Regions from separate parts of the Homo sapiens genome. Here region 1 is linked to region 2. Evidence: chromatin loops called from intact Hi-C (ENCODE). Cell type or tissue: MCF 10A. All regions are shown on one strand.

What was found. Hi-C counts contacts between places; a loop is a spot of excess contacts. Peaks named below come from ENCODE experiments on the same cell type or tissue, not always from the same donor. Only the 100,000 strongest peaks of a DNase experiment are listed, where the experiment ranks them.
Region 1: it touches region 2 in a loop (21-fold over the local background); 2 of 110 quality-filtered maps call a loop at or near these places.

The regions. Positions count from the first base shown.
Region 1 is chr4:162,768,521-162,773,520 of GRCh38, reverse strand. No RefSeq gene overlaps it. Among named protein-coding and RNA genes, the nearest start is that of MIR4454, 320 kb to the left of the region's middle. In MCF 10A, a CTCF peak has its summit at 2,227 (motif pointing left); no DNase peak of the experiment used is centred here.
Region 2 is chr4:163,330,758-163,335,757 of GRCh38, reverse strand. It overlaps NPY1R (neuropeptide Y receptor Y1), which reads left to right and starts at 3,162. Exons shown (of 3, transcript NM_000909.6): 1 at 3,162-3,276. In MCF 10A, a CTCF peak has its summit at 2,817 (motif pointing right); a DNase peak (open chromatin) is centred at 2,857.

The DNA.
Region 1 (5,000 bases), 560 kb after region 2:
AAGAATGGGAGACCGATGCAGGTGTTGATGCATCAAATTCTTGAACGCACACACTTCCCTGAACCCTGTGAGCCTGCAGAAGTAGCCCACTTCTCTATGCTAATGGCTGGAGCTCTACTATTACCTGCAGATGATGCAGATGTCTCTCATCTGTAATATAACATGCACTCCCTCAACATCTGCCCACACACAGCCAATAAATGGGTTAAGTCACAATGTCACTCATCTGGGGATGTGCTGGATCTGCAGAAGGAGAAAAGGGACTACGGTCCTAAAAAACTAAACAAAGAGAAATTTAACTTGATTTGGGATAAAAGGTAGTTTATTAACACGAAAGGACCCTCTCCAGATGCAGGATTTAACACCCCAGAAAGGACCCTGAGAAACTATTCAAACACACTGTTAGGATATCCCAGAGATGCATGGAAAAATCATAGTCCAGACTAAGTAAGATAAAAATGCCTGATTTAGCATTACAGACTGTGGAAGAAGATAATTGAGATGTTCATGTTGGTCTGTATGTGTTAAAGTAATATGTTATGGAAGGTTGTAAAAACTCCCCAAAACTATGTTTCACTATGTCTCCTGAAGGACACATTATTTTTCAAAGTGCTGATGCATTAGCTCTGAGAGGCGCACTAGCATCATTAAGTTCAGTGGTGGCTCTGCTCTCCAGGACAGGCTGACAGAAGAAAATGCCATTGAAAGCCTGGGCTACAAAAGCAAGGAAGTTGGTTGAAGCCTCACTCCCGCCCCTTTCCTCGATAGAAGCCAGGTTTCAGCATTTAACAGTGGAGGCAATTATTGCAATGAGTGGCAAGGTCAAAGTGGCAGCCAAGAGGATTTGACCTACAGAGACTTATGGAGATAGTGGAGATGGTTAATAGTACATTGTGTCTCTCAAGCAACAAACAGGGATATTGCTCAATCTGCACACTCAAAATTAAGGAAAGATAATCAGGTTGTTGAAGACAATCCCCCTAATTAAAAACAACAACAATGAAAAATAACCCCCACAATTCCTTTGCCCTCTTTCTGGACTTGAGTTTTTTGGTTTTGGTTTTGTTTTGTTTTAACTTAGAGTCTATTGATTAAACTAGAGATGAGCTGGTTTCCCAATATGTCTGTTTTAGATGTTTTCTGGTCAGTGTAGTAACAGGGGGCTTAAGATTTGGCTATACTTTTTTATAAAGATTATTAATTAATGCACATTTTAAACTGTCTCACTTCTATCATCTGGTGACTAAAAGCTCTGAGTCTCTGTATTTCAACATCGTAGATTCTATAATCCCAAACTGACTCCTGGCTATGGAATAGGAGTAGGTGAGATCGGCTACTTGAATGCTCTCAGTTTTGTGCAGCGAGAGCCAATTAATCCTTTAGAGACTTTTAGCCTATACTCCCTTCCATTTTCCATACTGTGACTGGCTCCCCATCTCTGCTATACTTGCTGTGTCTGAGTTCGGAATCTCTCAGGTATCCCTCAGTGAAAGCCATCTATCTCTCGTTAATCTCTGCATGCACTTTAGGCTGCAACTGCCTGCATGATAGTAAACGAGATAGCTTCCTCCATATCTCCTCTCCTCTTCTCTTTGTTCTGGAGGACATATATATTGGACAAAATTCTCTAAAAGATTTCTTACACATTGGCCTTGTTGCACCAACTTTAAAGATAAATATATTTGGATAATTAGATTCAAATATATTTAAATAAATATGAGTTATTTTTTCAGATTATGCCAAGCTCCCAGTGATTTCACTCTGGGATATCTGGCTGGCATTGGAACTTCCATCTGCAGGGCACAGTCATAACTAGGTTATCCCATGGTGCTCAAGCAGGGACATAAAAGCAAGCTAGCCTTCCCTTCTAGAAATGTATATGTGAAATATAGATAGTAAATAAGAGGGTGAGTGAACTGTTTAGGGGCAGGAACCTGGTGCTCTCGAACCTTCAGCAGTGACAAGATAACTTCTACTTGTACAAAAATGAGCCACCTTCCTCAGAACTCAATTTCAGTTCTCATCATCTGACACTGAAATACTAGGTGATATGTCTAGAAGTCAAGCATGGAAAATTGTATAAAGCATGGAAAATTGTATAAAGCATGAAAAATGGTATTGAGGGTAGAGGTAAATTTTGAATTATGAAATGAAGGAGCAAATGTCAATACCTAACTGAGGGCACTAGGAGATGCACCCAATATCTCATCAACCTAAAATGAGCAGGTTGTGCCCTCTAAAGGCAATCTAGATAAATCAAGGATTATCTCCAGGGCCTCCATATTCTCTAAGGAAATTGATGTTTTTTCGTGAGTATCCAAAGGATTCCACTTGGAGGCAATTATATAGGACCATATTTTCTTTCTCCCCTTTCTCTTCCATGTGTTGGGTATTTATTCATTCATACTCCAGTACAAGGGTCATTACAAGCTAGAATAACAAAAAGAATGTTGCAATAAGACAGACAATATAGTAAGCAATGTATCTCTGTATTTCATATCTGTCATTCCAAAGCTGAACAAGGCAAGCTGTTTTTCTCTTTCACTCCTTCTATGTGCAGATCCTCTGATTGGTCACACCACCAGTCTTCATCCAAGGGAAAACTGATGCAATCTTTATACTGAAAGCCTAGTCCAGTAGCTGAGGGCAGAACTATGAGATAGTCTTCATTGTTGTAGAACAGTGGGATACAAGATCTAGGGAAACAGCTTGGAGAGAGACTGGGAGGAAGAGGAGTTATGACAGAGAAAGAGGTTCTGCCTAATACCATTTAAGAGAGATATAGATGTCAAGAGACAATGCACAAAAAAATTTTGCACCATTATCTCTAGTGTGTGAACTTATTTAATCATGTAATTAAAAATATATTTTTCAGCTAATGGACATTCTCTAATTGACTTTGCAAAGCTTAAGGGCGTTACTAAAAGGATATGAAAATGAAGTTTAATAATATTAGAGCATTATAAGATAGGGCTCACTGCAAAAACCTAACCAATCTTGGCTAGGATAGCAGGTGAGCATTGGTCTGGTTTGGATTTTCCTCATTCAAGAGTCTGGTCTACTTACTTTACTTGCATATACAGACAATGTTAGTCCAAATTATTTCTTGGTAATGCAGATGATATATGCGTTAAAGTAATGTCCCCATCTCTTGTAATACCTCAAAGCTGTATTTCAACATCAATGGAATTAAAATTCTTCACGTATTTTTATGATTTTATTATTTTTGTTACTACTGGCATGCACACTGGAAAAAGTCATTTAAATGATAGAAAGGACACATTTTAAATATGAATGCTTGGAAATTATCTATGCTTAATGCTTGTGCCTGTGAATATACTTTCCCAAATTTTATTGAAATCTTAATGAGATAACTTTAAAATCTATGTTTCCTCCAAAAGCAAAACTTGAGACAAAAGTTCATATGGGAAAGGATCAAAGGGAGCAGGGATGAGGGGAGAGAGAAAGGAAAACTAGGAAAGGCCCTTCCACGTCTGATTGATTTGACCATCTCTCCTGGCAGGCGCTGCTCAAACCCTAGGTGAGGGTGACGTTTCGAGTCTCCCTCAACCCTGCCCACATCTCACTCGCCATTGCACTGTGTTGCTCCTTCTGCAGTGTTTCCTTCCCTTCATTCCTCAATTGGCTAAATCCTGTTTTCTTCAGAGTCTCAGTTAATTAGTTTGAATGCCAATTACCATGGAGGATTTCTAGAACTTCCTTATATTTTTTCTGTCACCTATTGATACCTTCTTAGCAACTTTTTTTTTTTTTTTTTTTTTTTTTTTTTGCAGCACTTGTCACACCTGTAATTGCCTGATCTTTTGGATAAATTATTGCTTTTATATTCACCTTACTAGGTGGAAAGTTGTTGAAAGCAGGCACGACAGGTGTTTTATGTACTACAGTTAGCACAGTTGTAGGTACATATTTGTCTGAAGTATAGCTTTTACTGAGTGACAGAATGAATGAATAAGTAACATACCTAACTGCCAATGAATGTGATTAGTAAAAATGCGATTATTGAAAGCAATTCTCGATAAGATGCAGCATTATTAACTCATAGCCATACTAGACTGACATCTATATAAACAACATCTATAATGAGAGGTAGTTTCATACCCTCCTCAAATTTAACATACATTGTCTATTTCTCAAGATGTCTAATAAACCACATAAATCATTTTTATTGTGATGCCCATCTCATTGACTATCACATGTTCTGTTAGCTAGTTTTAGTGGTGTCTGCTTGCATGGCTTGACACATTTTTTTTCTTTTTTGAGACAGAGTCTTTCTCTGTCACCTACTCTGGAGTGTAGTGCCATCATAGCTCACTGTAACCTCGAACTCCTGGACTCAAGCAATTCTCTCGCTTTAGCTTCTCAAGCAGCTAGAACTACAGGTATGCACCATCATGCCCAGATAATTAAAATATATATATATATATTTTAATAAAATATATATATATATATTTTAATAAAATATATATATATATATTTTGTAGAGATGAGATCTCCCTATGTTGCTCAGGCTAATGTTGAACTCCTAACCTCAAGTGAGCCTACTGCCTTGGCCTCTCAAAGTGCTAGAATTTTAGGCCTGAGCAACTGGACCCAGTCAAGATTTTTAAGTTTAAATTTCCATGATAATATGTTTTTGCAAAAAGTTAGATGAACTTTTTTTCCCCCATGTATGTAAAACCTAAAGACTAGATATAGACAAGTATTGGGTAGGTATGAAAGGCTTGCCAATAAATCTATTAGGTGCTATCTATGTATATAATTCTATTATCAATTAAAATATCTATTAGTTTAAATAGTCATCTCCCTAATTCTGCCTATCAGTAAAATACGTTGTGCTTAAAATTCACAACAATGTGTGCATTTCAAGGCCTCTTATATTTACTATGGTGGCCAATTTTGGATGTCTTTCTTAGTGAACAATAATGAAGCAGAAATTCACATTTCTTATGACTGAAGTATAAACATGTCTAACAGAA
Region 2 (5,000 bases):
AAGAAATGCAGCAGGTAAGTCACAGAAAGAAGGAAAATCCTGACACAAAATCAATTCATAGAATATGAACTGATTCACTGACGTGCTTCATCATAGTTCTACCCCCATGGAATTACCCCCTTATCAATGTCATATACATTTCAGTTTTCTCGTGTAGTATTAATGCCTATTAAGTTTCTTCTGAGTGACAATTCATGGTAATTTACCTGTATCAAGGCCTGATAGCATTTCAGAAACTTTAACTCTTGTAGCAGAAATTCCTCAGAAGACTAGTAATTAGTGTGTTTCAATTCCAGTAGCAAGCATACTGTCACACTTTTATTTAAGCAGTTACTGAATCATGGAATTTAAAGGCTGAGCCAGGCCATAAGTTTGTTCCATTGTTTAGAATACAAAACTTAGATTTACAGAAATTTAATGAGTAGATCCTATCCCTCAGTTTATATCACAGAGCAAGACTGTTGTTCAAGAGAGCATGAGATTAGGTCATTAACATAATTCCCCTTGGTTTATAGGTCAGGCTGTTATGAAACTACAGAAAGAAATACACAGAAATAAAGAAAAAATTCTCCCTAGCAAAGATGAAGTTTTATCTAGTTTGAATCCCAGATAGGAAAGTAGGCAGCTGATTATTCACTGAAGAGTAGAAAAATATATGATCTTAAAATTGGAATGAGGAAACTCTTTAATAAGTATTTTCTAAGAAATTCAAACTACTTTGCATATTTTAAATCTTCTATAAGATTACATTATTGGAGAATTTTATGTTGTGTTTGGCCATTGGACCATGTCTAATTTCTCTATTTTTCACATTGGAAAGAATCCTAGTAAATGGTATTCCTAAAGAATTATATAATTTTGCTGTTGAGCATTTCTTTTTTTTTTTTTTTTTTTTTCCAAAACAGAGTCTTGCTCTGTTGCCCAGGCTGGAGTGCAGTCGTGCGATCTCGGCTCACTGCAACCTCTGCCTCTTGGGTTCAAGCAGTTCTCCTGCCTCAGCCTCCTGAGTAGCTGGGATTACAGATGCGCACCACCACACCTGGCTAATTTTTGTATTTTTAGTAGAGACGGGGTTTCACTATGTTGGCCAGCCTGGTCTCGAACTCCTGACCTCATGATCCACCTGCCTAGGCCTCCAAAAGTGCTGGGATTACAGGCGTGAGCCACCGCCCCCAGCCACTGTTGAGTATTTCAGAACTTCTCTTTGTATCATAAAGTTGTCATAGAAAAGAGTCCTTGAGACCAATGATCTTTCAAAGATTGGTATCTGACATTAATAACTCAAGAATGCAGTTTCACAAATTTTCCTTAGGGAGAACACTTCATAAAAATTGAGTTAATAAAATGATAAAATACAATGGCCATAATAGTTCAGAACTCTGGCAGACATGCCTTTATTAGTATTCTTGGGAAATAGAGAAAGCATAGTACCTGAGTCCAAATTATATTCTCAAGTCCAAAATATTTGCTGACATAATAATAGTTTCTACATAAAAATATATTCTTAGTAGAGAATTAAATTACTTCATTTGTAATTCTTATAGCAGGCTAAAGATAGCCAATTTGATGATCAAAACCATGGGGAAAACTTCCTTCTAAGAACAGAATGTGACTTAAGGCAATAGAGTAGACAGAGGATGCATAGAAACCTGAATGAATATTAGTTATTCTTCCCTGAAAGAGTTGAAATTCCTAAATTGTGCCTTGGTAAAAATTATTGTGCCTTGGTTAAAAAAAAAAGTATGTGTGTGTATATGTGTGTGTGTGTATAAATGAATCTGTTGTCATTTTACTCTGCTTAACCATTAGAGATTTTTATATGTATGCTTATATCTGTTGTTATACACTAATAGTACAATCATTACATAATCATGACATTTTAATTCTTAATTACAATGCCTTTCCAACTATATAAAAATATGTCTAGTGACACATATTTTGGAAAGCTTTCTTGGAAAAACATCCAGAGATTGTGTTCATCACTATCTATATAAATGAGCTTATACTGAACCTTAAATATGTTTATTCAGCCTAACAATCAGAAAAAGAAAACGTTTTTTAACAGTATAAAGTTCAGATGAGTCCACTTGTCTTGGAATTTTATTTTGATTTTAATTAGAAGAAAGACTGCCATTAGAATTGTTTTCTAATGAAATCTTTATAAATTCTCTGGGCAGTGCCCTGTATCTTTATTAGAAAGACTTCTTATTTTTAACAATTTTATTTGGAAGAAGTTCTACTCATTTGCATCAGTTCATCGTCTACATAATTTGTGTGTGTGTGTGTGTATGTGTGTGTTTACAACTTTGACTTTTGAAACTAGAATAGAATCAGGTAAAACATCTAAGATCAGTGTGCCAGTAATTGGCCTGAATCATCGGGCACCATGATGGGTTTGGCCGCCTTCAACGTACTCGGTGTACATTCTATTTTTTTCTTCATAATGTTCAGTACTGTAGTACTAATCACCGAGAAAATTGCATTGACGCTTTTCGACCACCAGGGAAATATTCAGCTCATGGTTCTCCCCTAAAAAAACTAAAAAGCAGCTAAGCGCTGGGAACAAATCTGACTTAATGCATTTTCTCAGTGGGCCAAAGAAAGGAGGGCCGATTGACTGCTTTGACTTTTTAAAGGTCTTCTCTTTGTTCACTTATAAAGTGAGGAAAACAAATTCTCGGCACTGGCGTGAGAGTTATTTGAGCGTCACAAAAGAAAGCAAAAGAAAATATTAGTGCCATTATTGTGGCGAATTTCATGTTTCCCAGCGAGCCCTTTGATTCCTGGTTTGGGCTGGCGCTCGAGCTCTCCAGCCGGGTATGACTTCGGCCACAAGATGGCACTGACCTGCAAACAAAGAAAAGCACAGTGGCACCGACTTTTTCAAGCCTCGGGAAACTGCCCTGCCTTCCCCGGAGTCGAGGACTGTGGGGATTAGGGCTTCCTTTCCCCTGCGCGGGAGGTCTGTGTCGAATAATGTGTGGCTTCTGTTGGATTGCTTTTCTTTCCAAAATTCCTAGGCAATGCTTCCCCGAGGTGTGCACCTTTGTGAGGTGTTTGTGGGGTTGGGGGAGCTTCAGGCGCTACTCGCGGGACGCCGTCACGTGATCCGGGATGAGGTGGAGTTCGGCTTTAAGGAGGCGTCTCTTCCTAGCTTCATCAATCTTTAGGATCTGAGCAGGAGAAATACCAGCGGATCTTCCCCACTCTGCTCCCTTCCATTCCCACCCTTCCTTCTTTAATAAGCAGGAGCGAAAAAGACAAATTCCAAAGAGGGTAAGTTGCGAGTTTATGCCTTTCCAGAGACTTCTGCGAAATCTCTCATTGACAAGGTGAAGGATGAGAGGGGAAGAAAAACGATGCGAGTGTCCGAAACTGGCTCTGGGGGACCAAGGTGGGGTCTCCAGTGCAGGCAGGTCGCAGGTTGCTCCAAATCACCGGACCGTTCGCGGGCTCCTGCCGAAGGGTATGGGGACGACGCGGGTGAAAGGAGAGGGTACCCTACGCGGAGTTCGGGCTTTCCCACCACCTGCTCCCGGGGAATTTCTGGATGGGGATCCAAGTTTTCCTTTACCCCGGTTCTCTTTAAAAGGCCGAGGCACTGGGAAGGCGCCCGAGTTCGCCTATCCCACACCCGCTCATTTTCCTTACGTGTCTTGAGCTGGCTGGAGGCGCTGGCTCTGGCCGCACCGGAGTTTTCGCGGAGTAACTGGCTGGGATGAGCCGGAGAAGGGTGGGCTTGGCGCGTCGCCCAGCGTCGCACGGGTCCCGCGGCAGGTGTCGGGCTGGGAGCTGGCGGAGGTGGGAGTAGCCCTCGGCGCGGACCCCAGCGCGCAAGCCCACCCCCACTTGCGGGTTCCGCGCTTCTCGGCTGCAATCGAGCCGCGCTCCGCAGTACCGGGCGCTTCGAGTGTGGCGCTGCGCCCCGATAGACACCCGAAGCTTTTAATCATCGGAGTTCTAATCAGGGAACTCTTTAGCTCTTTCTTTTAGAAAAGTAATGATGGAACGTGGCTGGGTTAGGAGATTGGGAATGGACAGGAGGTGGAGGTGTCTTGATAGGGTGTGCCATTGGTTCCCAGGTAGACTGGAGAGATAAGAATGTTTTAAGGTCTGATGTTGGGCCAAAGAGAGAGAATTGACTTCGGTTTGGGATCTGCTTGGTTTTGGTTGTTTATATCTTTTCTCTTTTGCCAGTCTCTTATCACTGGTAGAAAGGTTTTTTGATGAGAGAGAGAGAGAGAGTGAGAGTGTGTGTATGTGTGTGTAGTAGGGAGTCAGGAATGGAGTAAATTTCGGGCGATTCACCTAGTTACGCAATATGAAAAAGGTGGGTGGGTAAGCGTGCCAACAGGAATTTTGACTGAACATGTCCCATTTCCCATTTCGTTGTTTGATAACTTCTGGAGCACAGGAAAAACCTAGGGGAGAGGAGCAAAAGAGAGTGTGTTTCCATGTACACACACTCACACTCACACACACACAGAGCACGCATTGCTTCCCCCACTCCCCATCCTATGAGAAAGCATGACGGGCGGGATGGCACACACAGGCAGGGGACATGTGGAGCTTGTCTGTCAGGTCTGGAACAGAAAAGCAGTAGCTGTTTGTTCTCGACCCTGGGCCGGCTCTCTGGCGAAGCAAGCGAGGGAGCAGAAAGCTAACCCGACCAGGTTCCCCACCCAGGACTAGACCGAGTGCTCTTCCGTGACTACTACTTTATTAGTCTTTATTGTCTTAAGGCAGCAGTCTGTTGAACAAGCCCTCCCCAGCAAGGAAGGAGCAGAGAATTATGTAATTCATTTAGATAAGCTAGCAGTAACTTTGGGAGGCTGTATGTAACAAGGCTGACATTTCTTTTCCAACACAAGTGAGGTGAACAGCCAGCCAATCCTGAGTATTTGAAAAAATGTATCTGCAGCAGGTTATGATCAGGGAGCTGTATTTTCAAGTAGTAACAGCACTGCGAAGAGCAAGCAATGAAAGGCCAGCATTCTAAT